2 separate regions of the Homo sapiens genome follow, and region 1 is linked to region 2. Evidence: chromatin loops called from intact Hi-C (ENCODE). Cell type or tissue: Caco-2. All regions are shown on one strand. Links, peaks and the distances in the headings refer to the core of each region. The heading gives the core; the rest is flanking DNA.

Region 1 (5,386 bases), core at 200-5,199, 96 kb before region 2:
TGAATTCTAGACATAATTCTGTTTCTTATGAGATATTAGTCAAATGTACTTAAACTCTTCTTTTGTAAAATAAAATAATAACTCCTTATGGGAGTTGTTTTATTAAATGTTGATATCTTCCTTCCTATTTTAAGCATTCTTCTAACTCTAAAATTCAAAGTGCCCTTTTTAAGAAAGATTATTTCTCATTGTTTCTTCAGTACTAGATGTCTGCTTATACAGAAACCTGCAGTTTTATTTGCTCCACTTCACCTCCAATAAATGATAATCTATAAAAACCAAAGCATTATATGGTTGTGTAAAACTCAGTTCTGTGTAAAGTCTACTGGTAGAAATACGCAGAGGAGTTGCTTTATAAAGCATCTTTGGTTTAATGGAGCCCTTCTAACAAATGATACTGTGGAAGTGAGCATTTTCATTTCTTCTGAGCAGAAACCTTAGTCATCCAAAAAGCGTGTTTTCTTCTCTAAGCTTCACAGGAAATATCAGAGTAGAAGATGATCATTCAGTCATTCAACATTAAGTTGCTCTCTGAAGATACTGCCAACAAGGGTATAAATTGTACTAGTGGTTTTTGTGAATTGGACTCTGGTCAACTAAGCTCTTGATTTAAACCACCAACTCATTTCACATAAATCACTGCACAGCCCTCTGTCTGCAACACCATTTTTCCAGGACTTAACTCTTAGGTATAGGCAGGAATTGAATCGGTGCCCTCAGGGCAATAGGCTTCAAAGTACATCATTAATAACTTCTGCATTCCATTTACACTAGATAAGGCCTCGTGGGCTAGGGAAAATTTCACAGGTTCTAGCTACCTGGGTTGGCACCATCATTCAGCCAAGCTTAGGCTAGCCAGTTCAATTCACCCCAAGCCACAAGTTTATCTTTGGGAAAAATTTTTGGAAGGGGAAGTTTTACATATAAGAAAGCCACAAGTATCCTGGAAAAGACAAAAGTGAATACAGCAAGAACTTCTAGAAGAAACTTTCATTGTTTTAATGGTTGGGGCCCATTGGGTCTACCATCTCCATAATGAATTTATTAGAATGTTACTTCTTTATTCAAAAGCAATACAACAATTGATCAGATCATTTTTCTTCTTTTAATGTATGGATGATTTTAGAGGAATAAGATCACTGTACACATCTGAGAAGGTTAAATGAATTTTATTGATAGTATATATGAATTAAAACAGCAAAATCAAAGATCTGCTACTATTGACAAAAGCAGAAGTCGTTATTATTTTTGAAACTATCAAGTCCTTCAGTAATTACCAGTGTTCTGAAATGCAACAAATCAATCTTGAAGGACAAAATCTTGTTTAGTATTAAGTATGTTTATATATTTATATGATTTAAGTTAATGAGTTTTCTTTTTGCATTTTGAACACTGACAGTAGTCAATACATAAGCATGATTTGGGTGTTTCCTTGGTGAATCTTTGGTCTGTCCTCAACTTGGATTTAATTTCACGTTCAGCTCTGCTATAAACAACTACAGATAGCCAAACGGCTTTTATGAGTCTCTTTTTTAAAAACTGTCACCAAAAAACATACAAAACTGTAATTAAAACAGATTTTGTTATGTTTTGATGATTGAAGTATCTTCTCAGTAACTGTCCATGAGTTAAGGCAATCCATGACTCATTTTTTTAGTCACCCTGAATTTTTCCTGAAAAAAGGTAATAAGAGAAAAATCTTGCCTTTAAGTGAGCTCATATTAAGCAAAAATGAGAACATCAAAAAAGTGACCACAAATAAAAAGAATTTTATTAAAAAACTCATTTTAATAATATTTTCAACCGTCTGTTCTGCTAACTTCATTTTCTCCTTGGCTTTGAAGACATCAATTATATACCATCCACAGCTCACTTGATTTTCAAAGCTGGTATTTTTGCCTTGTTAATTCAAATCTTGAATAAACTGTCCGTGTTTTCTACTCCTAGAATATTCAATTGGTAATATTCCTACCAAATGTTCCATTGCTAAGGAAAAAGAAACAGGCTTGATTCTCTCCCCCTTGCCTACTATATGAATTTCGACTTATAAATTTTAATGCACTTAAAATTATTAACTAACTTTATGATACTGGACTATGGTGTTTTTAGTTACATAATGAAATGCTCAACTTGAAACTCATCATTAGACTAATCAAACTGTGATGCCTTAAGATTAGGGTAGGAAAATGTCAGCACATATTAATTTATTTAATTTGAAAATAACATATCAGAGACCAAAGCAATTTTCGGGGTTAAATTATCTCTCTTCTTATCAGATTCATGATCTTCTGGGTTCACAGATCAAGTTCCCTTCTTCCCATGTGCCATGTGAAAACCGCCAAACACTGTTTAGCTTACACAATGTGTTATACACAGCAAGGCCTGCTCCTTCAGTGGGTACAAAGAAGGTAATTCAATCTTAAAGTTCTACTGCTGTCATAAGTGTTTATGACATCACCAAGACCTAGCAGCTGAATTGTAGCTTTGTCTTCTCTCTTCTAACATGCATTATTAGAGATAGACTGTCAACGTCTAAGCAGTCATTTTAACCCCTCCTTTACAAAAATCACTGCTTATAAAAATTCCCTGAATTGTCAGGATAGTAGAACAAATGACTGCTAGTCTTCTAATAACTCTACCAACGGAGAAAGGGACAACCCTTACGGTTAATTCTCAGAGTTCACGTAAAATCATGCTTTTCATTTGTAGACCTCAAAAGCTCTTACAAGTTAGTGAACATTTTAAGATTACCTCCCTTTGCCCAACCCTGATGGTCCGGCACAAGTCTCACTTCCTGGATGAAGACCGTGTAGGCATAAGGGAAAGAATGTGGGTGGAGTTGGAGATAAAATGGTTCAAAGGCTATTTTCACCACCTACTAGACAAGGTGGTTATTAACGGCCTTTGTTCCTTTTGTCTGCTACTGAGTAGGAGCTAAGGGCTCTAGATGGGAATGACCTAGGTAATATACTTGATCATTTAAAATAGTCCATATAGCCAGTATAGCCTAGTGTGGTGGTGTGTCCCTTTTGGCTAGTTGAGAGGCTTAGGTGGGAGGATACTTTGAGTCCAGAAGCTCAAGACCAGCCTGTGCAACATAGGACGACCTCATCTTTAAAACAAAAACAAAAACTAATCAGTATAAAGTCATTGCCATCCTATCTTTTAAATGTGGACACAACCAAGGCCTAAGCCAATTAGAGTGTGGTTTTCTACAGCCACAGCAATTGATTCGGAAGTGGACATGTGACCTAAGTTTGTTCAGTCTTAGTGAAGCTGAAGCCTTTTATACATTTTTTTTTATTCTAAATGATATGTACAGTTCAGAGGCTTGGACCTGCTGCAGCTACCACAAACTAAGCGGCTAGAATACAAAACCAAAACAAGGAGAAAGACTAAGCTAAAACAATCTCAGATCAAATGATTGGAAGCCCTGATCAAACCATAACTGAAGCTCTGCCTAACTCACCTTTTTGCAATTGCATGAGCTGATCTCTTGTATTAAGACAGTTGGAGTTGCTCTTTCTGTTGCTTGTGATCAAAGTACCCAAACTGACTGACTAGTTCGTAATCTTTAGCCTTAGTGTGCTTATCTATAAATGAAGATAACAGCAACCACCTTGTAAAGCATTTTTGAGGATTAAATCAAACGGCACACATGAAATATCTGGCACAAGGTCCTCATAAATTACACGTCTTTTTCTACCGGTGGCCCAAGAGAGGTAACGTCTAAATCCTTAAAGCATTAGCATTTGTCCACACTCTACATATCTATCATCCTGCATTCATACTTGGAATTTTTCTGTTACTCTTTTAGGGATTCTTGACCTGAGATAAGAGATGGCTTTTGGTAATCGTAATCCCTTTGAGAACCAAGAGAGAGCTACAAGCTCTCTCCAGCAGGAAAACAAAAATACAAATATGCCACACATCTATTAATGAAGAAAACAGCTGACATCATACACAGGAAGGCATTTCCTATAGTCAGAGAGAAGCTTAAAAGACCAGACAGATTGATGCAACTCTTCCATTTGATATTCATTCCAAACAAATATTATAGCCCCTTTAAGCAGGTTATCATCTCCTTTTACATAGCACTGAAATTTACTAAATTAATGCTATGGTCTCTGCTCTCCTGTTCAGTGCTACAAGTTTTCTGTTACCAATGTGACCCAGGTCCCCATCCTTGTGAATCACAAAACTTTCCCTCATTTGCTGACAAAAATAATTTTCATGAAAAATTTTAGTTGATTACATGTATTTTTAAAAAGCCTTTGATTTTGATGTGTTAAGTTGTCAAAGGAGTTAATGCTGTCTGATTTCAGGCACTGTACACTTACACTCTCTTCTTCCTACATCCAGTTTTTAGTAAACCACTAAGTCTTATGTTAACTCTCACCAGTTCAGGTTAAGAACACGTAGATTAATTTTATGTCATCTGTGTCAGTTAGGCTTTCTACCTTATGAGCTATGCAGAATTTAGTGACTTAAAACAATATCTATTTAGCTCATGGTTCTGTTGGTCAGCAATTTGGGCTACACCCAACTGGTTGGTTCTTAGGATTTCAGGTAGGCTCCCTCATGTGCCCATGTTAGCTGTTGGATTGATTTGGGTTGCAAATCTAGAATGCCAAGTAATGCAAATCTAGAGCTAAGTCCTTCAGCTGGGATTTAAGACAGTTGGAGTTTCTCTTTCTGTTGCTTGTGATCAAAGTACCCAAAACTGACTGACTAAGTCCCCTCAGCTGGGACTTAGCTCTCCTCCATGTTGGTCTCTCATATTCCAGGAGTCTAGCTTGAGCTAGTTCTCAAAACAGCAATGGGTTTCCAAGAGAGAACATGGATGTGGATGAAGTTTCTGGAAGCCTGGCCCAAGAAATGGCACAATGTTACTTCTGCCACGTGCTATTGGTATAGCCAACCCAGATTTAAGGATTGGAAAATAATTTTGACCTTTTCATGGAAAAAGTATCAGAATCACCTTGCAAAGAAGTATGGATACAAGGAGGTGAATAACTGTGGCCATTTTTTCAATTAATCTACCACACCCTCCTTTTCTTCTACACTTCAAATCCTCAAGTACTCTATCATGTTACTTGTAGCCATAGTCAACAGGTAGTGTTTACCACTATACTTTCCAAGCAGTATTCTTCATACATACTTTACTCCAAGTCCCCTACAGGACTTGGTGATGTTAACTTTAACTGACATGTTCCTTTATAACAAATCTGGTCAGCCAGAAGATCTATTCATTCATGTAGAAATAGAGCCGCAGCCATTGTAAGTGGTTAGGTTAATTGGTTACAAAACAGTATTTATCTCAGTCATCGCACAACCCTGGCTGTACCATCAAATCAATTGCAGTGCTTTGAAAAGTACAAATGCC
Region 2 (5,386 bases), core at 245-5,244:
CTCCTGGACCCCATAGCAAGGGGAGGGGAAATGGATTCAAGCTGCCTGCATCCTCAGCCCATTTCACCAAAAGAAAAGCCAGAGGAAGAATTTTCTCTCTCTTTCCTTATAATTCTAATGAAGTCAGTGGAAGACTCTTCTGCAGCGTATCTTCAAAGGTTTAATGCAAACCTCCCACTTCTCTACCCTAAAGACAGTCCTTGTTCTCAACTCACTCCCTAGCATGAAGGTAAAGCCAAATCCCATGGATTAGTACTAGGGTTTACACAATTGGGACTGAATGTTGTCCCAGAGTATACAGCTTTGTACAGAGTAGGAATTCAGCACTCTGGAAAGACTTCAGCTATGCCATAAGTCTTTTTAATACTCATAAGTGGACTAAATATATCTACATGTAAATAGATGTAATCATATTTGAAACCCATATTTGTGATTCCCAGAAACATGATTATGTAAGCATAATCCTAAGGCTAGAAGTTAAATCTATGCATATACACATACATGCACACACATATAATCACATATCACAATGCTTGTAATGGACGTTCTGGGTTCCCCACCCCAGTTTTCTTTAACAGGCTACTCTGCCCATTCCCCAGCTGCTGTGAGTGTTTTACAGTTGCCCCTTATTTGGATAATTTCCCTTGGCCAAACCAGAGCCACTTTGCCTGAAAGGTTACACTTTCCTGCTCCTGATGGGGGCTATGGAGAGATATCCAATAATCAACTGATAGTGAATTTAATAAATAAATAGAAACAGTTTTCTGACCTTAAGGTAAGATCAAACTGTAGAGCTCCCCATGAGATGAGGCTGAAACTCAACTCCAGCTAAGCCTATACACTTGCTCAACATCTTTCCGGACCCATCCTACTTCCATCACTGTCTCTCTCCTCAGAGGACTTCAATAAATCATGTGCACTAAATTCTTGTCTCAAACTCTGCATCTGGGGAACCTAACATAAGACAACACTTCATTACTGATCCTAAAAATTTTCAGCAGCCAGGGCCCTAAAGGGGATGCTTTTTTTGGTCTGGACACCACCTTGCAGCTTTTGAAGTCACTTGCCACTGAGCATTTTCACTTTGAAAGCATTTGCTATTGACTATACACTCGATGAGATTTCCTCTTCCTTCTCCACCTCAGCCTCTGTCACTCACATCATGTATGCAGCAAAGCTTCACCTGGTTCCTGTTGCTTGAGCTGCCTGATTGCTATAGCAACCCAAAGCCCATGTGCCCGTTTTTACAACAATGTATAGATTAAATTACCTACCCCCTGCCATTTAAAAAAGTCTTTTAAAATGATGCTTTGGAGACAGTAATCTCTCTTGAACTTGAAACCCCAAAAACAACTGTCACAGGACTGGCTGTCCCTGGAAAATGTCCCCATAACAAGACTATTTTGTGAAACCAATGAAGCTGACCCAGACTTTGATAAGGTATCTCTGAAGGGCATAATATATCAAATATTTTCTTATCATCTTTCCCTGTATGCTTTCAGAGTGCATTTGATATTTTTTTCTTCTCCTTCACACAATTTACGTTCTGTCTTTATCTAAAGGTATGCCCCTCTTCTACACACTGGGGATGGAAAATTTTTAAATAAAATTAATTGAAAAACCTGATTAACCATGCCCCATTCTATGTAACTACAGCTAAATGTCCATGCAGGAGGTCTGTCTCTTAGAATACAATAAATGCACCCAGTCACCATGGCTCAATCTCATGCTAACCTTTTCCTCTCTTTTTATCAGATGTAGAAAGAAACAATTTAGACATTATGGATGTTGGCTTATTTTTTACCAGTGATCAAACTTATAGCAAATGTTTGCTGAACATGGACTGTCTAATTGCCTTGTATCTATTATCTAGTGCAGGCTACCTACCCAAGATTCCTCTACGCATTACCACCCAGTAAACAGCTGCCCCTTCGCCACTCCTCAGGCTTAAAAGTGTGTATGCCAGTAGTGCAATTCACCCTCTGGAGGACAAACTGAGAGAAGAGTCCCCTGCAGGCCCTAAGAAGGACTAAGGGCAGTTTTAGCAGTGGATCCTGGTCAAGGTTACTCCAAGCATATTCTGAAAGGACAGTGTGGGTTTTAGGTGGGTATGTTCCCTAGCCTTGTGAACTTCTTGCCTCCATGAGGAGCAGGATGAATGGGGAGAAATGCAAATCTAACAGACATGGCCTGTTAGAGCACAGGGTACAGTGCAGAGGCCCCAGTGGCCCAACTCTGATTATAGAACTTGCTCCATAGCCAGGAAATGATTGAGGCAGGACTTGGCTCCAAATCCCTAGAAGCCCTAATTATTTGACACCATTATTCTGTTAAAGCATCATTTCCCGTGGTTTATACCTTGCTTGAGTACAACAATGAATTACTGTTTTTCATGCTTTAGATTAGAATATCTGTGTTCCTTAGAGGATTACATGTGCAAATAAAGCTGGCCTTTCAAAAATTCTAAAGGGTAGTTGATCGATAGGCAATTCTTAGTAGAATTCTTTCCATGCTTAGAATGCTTCTCCCAAGAGTTCAAGGCCCAGGTAAATGATTAACAAGTGTATACATGCCCGCCCACCTGTAGGCAAAAAACAGAGAAGTGCAGGAAGCAGAGCTTCATGGCCTTTACTTTCAGGTAAATTAAGAGGGTAGGAATAGCTATTGAGAGCTGGCACCTAGAACGATAGGTACTTGGAGCATATTAGGTGCTCAATGAATATTTTACAAAGAAATGAAATGATGCAGCATGAACTTGTGAGTAAAATTTTAGTATTTAACTCTTCTGTGGATAAGAATTTGTCTCTTTTTGATAAGATAGACTTGACCTACCTTATCAATGAAACCAATGCCAACTTGGCTACTCTCTGTCCAATGGAACAAAAATCTCACATCTGTCTTAAAAGAGGTTTGGGTTTGGGGCAAAGCCCTAATATTCTCTGGAACTTTCAGATGTAGAATCTTCTACCTTCTAACTTCTTCAGCTATTTTAAGACTAGCTGCCATTGTTACTATGTGAGATGCTACCAAAGTCCCCTTTACCCTCCCCATCACAACCCTCCTATTAGCAACTCAGATCCAGAGATCTGAAGACACACTTTCCTCTCTAAAATGCCAAATGTGAAATATGATGAGCAAAAAGCTGATTGTATGTTCTTAATTTCTGTGAAAAATTCATGTTCAAAGTGTGTGTGTGTGAGAGACAAGAGATTATGTAAATATATGGAAATAAAAATTATATTGATATAATTGATTTATCTTTTTTTTTTTTTTTTGAGATGGAGTCTTGCTCTGTCGCCCAGGCTGGAGTGCAATAGCACGATCTTGGCTCACTGCAACCTCCGCCTCCCGGGTTCAAGCGATTCTCCTGCCTCAGCCTACCAAGTAGCTCAGGCTACAGGCTCTCACCACCACACCCAGCTAATTTTTGTATTTTTAGTAGAGACGGGGTTTCACCATGTTGACCAGATGGTCTCGCTCTCTTGACCTCGTGATCTGTCCGCTCAGCCTCCCAAAGTGCGGGGATTACAGGCGTGAGCCACTGCACCCAGCCTCATTGATTTATCATTAAAACTCAGTAGAAAAACAAAGTTGGGGGAGTGGGATTCATACACACATACCCCTAACTATTAACCCAAAAAGGCGACATGCATTAGTCTGATCATTTATACCCAGATAATTATATGCCATTTAAGAACTATATGGTTATAGATATTATAAATGTATAAAATGATAACAGAAGCCTATTTATTTCCAGATATGTAGAAGAGAAAATCCCACTGATATAAAGAGAAACAAACAAAACTCAACATTTTGAAAATCTGTGCATTATTTCTGTATGTCAGATCCAGAATACTTAAAATTTATTCAGTTGAAATCGCTATATAGAAATTGAAAGAAAACGGAGAACACAAATAATTCATTAAAATGACAAAAGAAATGACTGAAGTGAGTGGTTTCAAATATCCAAAAAGCTAAAACAAAACAAATGCACTTCAATTTTATCTGTAAGTTCTAAAACTGTGGTTCTTAACTCTTCTTGTCTTTGTATTTCAATGAATAAAAAGGACTATAAAAATAAACATAGGAATCCACACACCAACAATTGCATTCAGAGATTTCACTGACTACCAAGAAGCTCAACTTTGGGGCTCTCAGTTACTTTACATTACTGATCCTCATTTATATTGAACAGCTCTCGGTTAGAGACTGTGGGACACAACTCCAAGGGAATAACTTTCAGAGACTTTGTGAGGCCTTGGGTATAGGCTAGACTGGGGTTCTTCTTAAAAACTCTCCCTCATTTATCCCACCCTTTTCCTCCTGTCTTCTTCACCTGCCATTGCCCCCATTGCAAAGGACTGTGTCACAGATGTTATCCATGCTCTATTCAGATCCCATCTACACTTACCATTTGCGTGATTGGTAATAGAGCCAGCCAGCTCCTGAGATTCTTTGCCTGGAGACTCTCTGTCTCTGGCTGCTGGAACCCACTCTGCCCATTTACATTGTAAGCTGGAAACACACAAAAAAATTGATGTCCAATACCAAAAGGAGCACCTCCTCCCCAATGAATGTCAGGGGTTAATGCCCCAGCTCTTGCCTCATGGGCAGAATAACTCTAAGATACATGTTCTACCCTGCCTCACAGAGTCACCCAGAGAGATGAAGCTCCAATTTTCCACAGTTACTTGCTTGATGACACATAATCATGAGCTTCTTTCTTACTTTGGCAATCAGGTTGTGAGCTCTGGCCTTTACAAATGAAGGCAGCAAAAGATTTGGGCTTCCCTAAGGCCAGTCCTAGTTACAACCTACTAATTAAAACATTCTTCAAAATAGACCATTCCACCAAGATGGAGTCATCCAGGAACCCCTCATTTGTTTTGCTCAGAGGCCAGAACATCTATGTTCTGGCAAGCTATGAGACAGTTGTCCCCACACTCCAAAGGTCCCTCTGATGGTACCCCTTGCAGAAACAAGCCCTTCAAAAAAGGCCAACTAAATTTTCCCTGAAGAGCACTGCCCAACCAAAGTTTGCAAAGACTACTAATATCCAAGTCCCAGATGATCCAATTTGGAGTCATCTGTGTTTATTCTGAGAAAGTGTGAATGGCATCACCTACCCCAAACAAAGCAAACTATTGTGCCCCTGGATAAAAGCCAACATCCTTGTCATGAATATTTAACTAAGAGCCACAGCTTATCAATATTTGGCACAACTGGATTGATCCTATCTTCCTGTGTTCTGGAACACGTCTTGTGAAGAAGATGATCAGAATATTTTATGTTCCAATTTTCTTTGCCTTCATATCCCAAAACTTTCTACTAAGTAATTCTAAATTCAGATGATTCTCCCCATGTCTCCTTCCCTGAGAATTAAATT

What was found. Peaks named below come from ENCODE experiments on the same cell type or tissue, not always from the same donor. Only the 100,000 strongest peaks of a DNase experiment are listed, where the experiment ranks them.
Region 1: it touches region 2 in a loop (9-fold over the local background); 1 of 110 quality-filtered maps calls a loop at or near these places.

What each region holds. Positions count from the first base shown.
Region 1 is chr20:11,043,051-11,048,436 of GRCh38, reverse strand. No RefSeq gene overlaps it. Among named protein-coding and RNA genes, the nearest start is that of LINC02871, 19 kb to the right of the region's middle. In Caco-2, for the core only: no CTCF peak of the experiment used is centred there; DNase peaks (open chromatin) are centred at 746, 2,796 and 3,686.
Region 2 is chr20:10,947,222-10,952,607 of GRCh38, reverse strand. No RefSeq gene overlaps it. Among named protein-coding and RNA genes, the nearest start is that of LINC02871, 77 kb to the left of the region's middle. In Caco-2, for the core only: no CTCF peak of the experiment used is centred there; a DNase peak (open chromatin) is centred at 2,587.